Linked DNA regions of Homo sapiens: region 2 is linked to region 1. A link is an interaction called in ENCODE POLR2A ChIA-PET data of the cell type or tissue named here. Cell type or tissue: MCF 10A. All regions are shown on one strand. Links, peaks and the distances in the headings refer to the core of each region. The heading gives the core; the rest is flanking DNA. Region 1 has its middle 19 kb from the start of LINC01714. Region 2 overlaps LOC124903834 (a long non-coding RNA gene).

The links. Peaks named below come from ENCODE experiments on the same cell type or tissue, not always from the same donor. Only the 100,000 strongest peaks of a DNase experiment are listed, where the experiment ranks them.
Region 2: POLR2A ChIA-PET joins it to region 1 with 5 read pairs; 8 of 35 experiments call an interaction of 5 or more read pairs at or near these places.

What each region holds. Positions count from the first base shown.
Region 1 is chr1:8,188,671-8,191,580 of GRCh38, reverse strand. It overlaps the pseudogene EIF2S3P1. Among named protein-coding and RNA genes, the nearest start is that of LINC01714, 19 kb to the left of the region's middle. In MCF 10A, for the core only: no CTCF peak of the experiment used is centred there; a DNase peak (open chromatin) is centred at 1,470.
Region 2 is chr1:8,003,794-8,006,703 of GRCh38, reverse strand. It overlaps LOC124903834 (a long non-coding RNA gene), which reads right to left. Exons shown (of 2, transcript XR_007065451.1): 2 at 1-2,716. Among named protein-coding and RNA genes, the nearest start is that of ERRFI1, 21 kb to the left of the region's middle. RefSeq lists a silencer at 1,641-1,935. In MCF 10A, for the core only: no CTCF peak of the experiment used is centred there; a DNase peak (open chromatin) is centred at 1,623.

The DNA of each region.
Region 1 (2,910 bases), core at 171-2,670:
ACCTCCCATCAGGCCCCACCTCCAACATCGGGGATTGCAATTGAACCTGAGATTTCCTGGGGACAGAGACCCAAACCGTATCAGTGAAGATCTCAGGTAAAACTCCAACTGCACCAAGCACCTGCCCCACCATTATGTCAGGTTAGCACAATGTTGGGTCAATTTTTGTTCCAACTACGATAAGACTCCCTGGAGGTGCATGCTGAAGGTCATTGTGTTCTGCAAAAAGTGAAACAATTTTGGAAAAGATTGGTTCACACATGAGTTTTCCTTCACTACCTTCGGAACAATACCAGGTCTGACTTTAATCTCCTCCCCAATTTTAATACCCATTTTCAAATACTATCACCAGCTAGACCCTCTTTTTAAAAAATATATTTATTTATTTATTTATTTATTTTCAAGATAAGATCTTGCTCTGTCACCCAGGCTGGAGTGCAGTGGGGTGATCACAGCTCACTATAGCCTGAACCTCTTGGGCTCAGGTAATCCTCCCACCTCAGCCTCCTGTTATATATCCTGTTATATATCAATAAAAAATAAAATAAGAGCCACGCATAGTGGCTCACACCTGTAATCCCAGCACTTTGGGAGGCTGAGGTGGGAGGATGGCTTGAGCCCAGGAGTTCGAGACCAGCCTGGGCAACATGGTAAAACTCCGTCTCTACCAAAAAAAAATAGCTGGGCATGGTGGCCTGCACCTGTAGTCCTCGCAACCCCAGAGGCTGAGGTGGGAGGATTGTTTTAGCCCAGGGAGGTCGAGGCTGCAGTGAGTGATCACCCCACTCTACTCCAGCCTGGGCAATAGAGCAAGACCCTGTCTCAAATAAATAAATAAGTAAACAAATATATAAGATTAAAAAACAAAAGGCAAATCTTTTTATTTATTTATTTATTTATTTTTTAAGACAGTCTCGTGAGACTCTGTCTCCCAGGCTGGAGTGCAGCAGCCTGATCTTGGCTCACTGCAATCTCCACCTCCCGGGTTCAAGCGATTCTCCTGCCTCAGCCTCCCAAGTAGCTGGGATTACAGGCGCCTGCCACCACGCATGGCTAATTTTTGTATTTTTAGTAGAAACAGGGTTTCACCATGTTGGCCAGGCTGGTCTTGAACTCCTGACTTCAAGTGATCCTCCTGCCTCAGCCTCCCAAAGTGCTGGGATCACAGACGTCAGCCACCATGCCCAGCAGCAAATCTTTTTAAAAATCTTATTTTTGTCGAACAAAAATATGTTTAGGCTTTTTGTCTATGGCAACTAGATGTTCAGAAGAAGTCTGAGGCTGAGTACAAAGTTCATTAGCAGCTGTCAACGAAGAGCAGCATCTGTCAATGCGGCCCTGTTAGCATAGTAGCTCAAAACATCACGGCCAGGACAGTCAACAAACGCAACACCTCTGACTTGTTTGAAGTTCCCTTAGGTCCCTGGAATGCATGTAGGAAAGGCATCAGGTGTCCTGCTTCCACAGGGTGCAGCACATTCTGGCCAAGGACAACTTGAGTCATCAGATTTATAAATGTTGGCCTCAGCCTACCCAAGGTGGATTCTGTGGTTGTTTCCAGTTCATTTTTGAACTTGACAGTGTGAACTCCAGAAATAGCTTTCACAGCTGTGGATTTTCCATGAGCATGCCCAGTTCATCATGGCTTGTCTGCTGATGGCTTCGTGAAAAAGTGGAGGCAAGTTGGTGGACCTCAATTTCCAACGTGGTGAGGTCCTGGTGAGAAAGATGCCCCTGAGTCACTCCAGCCTTGCCCCTTCACCATCTTGCCAGGAGAGCTGCGATGTTTTTTGTTGTTGTTTTTCTATTAAGTAAACACTTAATAGAAAATAATCACACTACAATTTTTTAGGTCTCTGATATTTTGGTATGGCTGGGCCCTAGGCCTGTGGGGTGCCCATGGCTGGGGCAGGGGCTCTGACGAGGGATAGCTCCCACTTGCTCATTTGTTCCCACTGCCTAACACAGTGCCTGGAAAATAACCTGAACTCTCCACATGTCTTTAGATTGATCAATGCATGTGGGCCCCAAATCTTCCCTAAGCAGTGTGATTTCTTTTTTCTTTCTTTTCTTTCACTGCAACCTCCGCCTCCCGGATTCAAGCAATTCTCCTGCCTCAGCCTCCCTAGTAGCTGGGATTACAGGCGTGCACCACCATGCCTGGCTAATTTTTGTATTTTTAATAGAGACGGGGTTTCACCATGTTGGCCAGGCTGGTCTCCTGACTTCAGATGATCCACCCACCTGGGCCTCCCAAAATGCTGGGATTACAGGCGTGAGCCACCTCGCCCAGCCAGAAGTGTGATTTCATTTAAAAGCTTTTTCTTAGGGTGGGTGCTGTGGCTCATGCCTGTAATCCCAGCACTTTGGGAGGCCAAGGCAGGATAATCACTTGAGGCCAGGAGTTCAAGACCAGCCTGGGCAACATAGTGAAAGCACCTCCCCCACCAACCTCTACAAAAAATTAAAAAATTAGTGAAGCGTGGTGGCGCATACCTGTAGTCCCAGCTACTCAGTGGGGCTGAGAAGGGAGGATCACTTGAGCCCAGAGGTTAAGGTTTCAGCAAGCCGTGATCACACTACTACACTCCAGCCTGGGTGACAGAGTGACACCCTGTCTCTTGATTTTATTATCTTATTTTTTATTTTTTAGAGACAGGATCTTGCCACATTGCCCAGGCTCGTCTCGAACTCCTGGGCTCAGGTGATCCTTCTGTCTCAGTCTCCCAAAGTAATGGGATTACTAGGGTAAGCCACCATGCCCCGTCCAGACCCTTTCTCTAAATAAATAAATAAATAAATAAATAAAAGTCTTTTTCAGACCTCCATAGACATGGAGAATATATGTTTTGCATATAAAAACCCTTCTATTAAAAACCCTTCACATTCTTGAAAAAGTAATCATGATAT
Region 2 (2,910 bases), core at 191-2,690, 180 kb after region 1:
AAAGGAGGAGAGGAGAGTAGAATTGGGTAGAAGGTTCAATTTGTCTGAACTTGGTTGGCCTCACCCTTCACTGCTTGTTAACTACATGAAATCATGATTTAGCCATGTCTAATGTAATTTGATTGCTGGGAGGATGCAAATTTTCATGTTTGCTTTTCACCTGAATGTATCAAATTTCACTATGCTTTAACCTCAGCCACTAAGAAGCTATTACTAGAGCGTGTTTAAACAAGCTTACTTCTGCCGTCATGTTATCTGTCCAGAATTCAGAGTGGCAAACCATACTTGGTGTGTATGTTTTTCTGCACCTGAGGAAATCATTTACATTAAGGCAGCTCTGTGATAGTCAGTGTTCCTCAGCGTCCCCGCCACATGGCAGCAGGTGGGGTTTTGGTGTGGGGAGGGGGCTCGGGAATGGAAAGAAAGGACTCCTTTCCAGGTACTAGTTTGCACTTGTCTTAGAGAGAGAGCTGTGGGGGCTGGGCATGGTGGCTCATGCCTGTAATCCCTGCACTTTGGGAAGCCAAGGTGGGCAGATTACTTGAGGTTAGGAGTTCGAGACCAGCCTGACCAACATGGTGAAATCCCGTCTACTAAAAATACAAAAATTAGCCGAGCATGGTAGTGCATGCCTGTAATCCCAGCTACTCAGGAGGCTGAGGCAGGAGAATGGCTTGAACCTGGGAGGCGAAGTTTGCAGTGAGCGGAGATCGCACTACTGCATTCTAGCCTGGGCAGCAGAGCAAGACTCCGTCTCAAAAAAAAAAGAAAAAGAAAAAGAAGGCCAGGCACGGTGGCTTACGCCTGTAATCCCAGCACTTTGGGAGGCTGAGGCGGGTGGATCTTGAGACCAGCCTGGCCAAGATGGTGAAACCCCGTCTCTACTAAAAATACAAAAATCAGCCGGGCGCAGTGGTGGGCGCCTGTAATCCCACCTACTCGGAGGCTGAGGCAGTTGAACTCGTGAGGCGGAGTTCGCAGTGAACCAAGATCGCGCCACTGCACTCTAGCCTGGGCCACAGAACAAGACTCCATCTCAAAAAAAAAAAAAGAAAAGGAAGGAAGGGAGGAAGGAAAGGAAGGAAGGAAGCTGTGATCTCAGGCTATCAGTTTAGCGTGCCTCTCTTTGGCCCATCACCTCTCACCCTGGGAATCCTGAAACCTACCAGGAACCGCAAGCAAGTAAACCTGTAGCAAGCTCCCTAAAACAGCATCCAGGAAAACACTTATATTTGTTCTTTTTTTCCCCGCTAAAAACGCTGTCTCACTGAGGGACCAGTCCTGAGGAATGTACATGTTATCAGTTAACTTGACATTTTGCTCTGTTGTAGAAAGGCAACGCCTTCATTCCTTGGACATAACTCTGGGTCCTCGTCAAATAAACACCCTAGTCATGCTTCATGCCTATTTCTTCATTTTACAGTCATGAGGGTTTAGCCCAGTGCCTTCCCCTGAGACTGCATGACTTTTGTACACTCCCCTCTTGTGTAAGTCAGAGTGAATCGTGTCTTTCTGGCCCGAGCCCCAAACCTTCCTTGGGCTGAGCCTCAGAGCCGCCTGGGGTGCAACATGCAGGAAGCTGTGTTTTGTGTTTTGAATTCCTGGCTGTCCTGATGTTCTTGGATGAACCGGTGTCCTTGTACACAGTGTCTCTACTTAGTGATTGATAAAAGTTCTTGGCTGGGCAGAAGCCAGTTGACAGTTCCTGCAGTTGGGTGAGTCACGGGAGCCTCCGCTCATCCGCTCCGGGCTGCAGAGGCAACTCCAGGCACCCACAGCGGCTCAGACGCGTGATAAGACTTGTCTGCACACCACATCATCCCAGCCCAGGAGCCTCTAATTACACGTCTGGTGTTTGCAGGAGCCCAGGTGGCCTGTGCTTCCATGGGCTGAGAACTGTGAAGATAGCACGGGCTGGGTTCTCACTGCCAGCGCAGAGGCCAGGGTGGGGGAGGCACCTCAAAGTCCTAATGCGTCACCTCAATACCAATGATAATACCCGCATTCTAAAGAAAACAACAGTCCATTTAATCATGCGCTTCTTGTTTTCTAAAGCACTGCTACAATTTTATCTTCCCATAGACATTTCGAGCCCTTGTTTGTTTGTTTGTTTTTACATCTCACCTTTCCATTCACCCTTCTTAGTACAGGCAGAAAACTACCTGGCACTGTGGGAGACTGAGTATAGGAGAAAGCAGGATGACGATGGGCCTGAATGGTGGTGTGTTTTCCTCCACACAATGTGGCTTTGTCCTCCAAGGTGTCTCACGTGATGGAAGCTGGCTGATCTGACTTGCTTGCAGATGTCTGTAACAGCATTAGCAGCTTCCAATTGTCAGGAGCTCGCTGCTTGCCAGGCACGCTGTCGGGCACACTGAAATGTTGTGGGATGGCGCTGGGATCAGCCCTAGAACCATGAGACCTACTTTCACAGAAAGGACACTCATTCAGAGCAGGGCAAGGAAGTCACTGTCACCGAGACCAACACTGCTCCTGGCCCATGCCAGTCAGTGGCTGATGGACGAAGCTGCACTGTGGGACAGTGAAATGCGACGTTTGTTGATCCTGTCAGGAACATCGTCTGTGCGGGAGGCTTCTGAGGACAGCAGCCAGAAATCTGTTTTGTTTTTGTTTTCACAGTTACATATTTTTTTTTCTTCCATGCTTAGCTGATGCTGAATCAATTCGACTGTTCCTTTTGTAAGAGTCCACAAACCTTAACAATAATAGACAGTCATTTGTCATCTGGCAAGATGAGATTGAGAAGATTCTCAGTGAGAAACTGAATTTACCCAACTGAAATGTTCACTTAAAGTTTTTTTCCTCTAAAACCTGGACTACTCATCTGTGGATGACTTCTACTCATGTAATTTTTTTTCTCAAATTGGATACTTAAATGATTCTATGTAT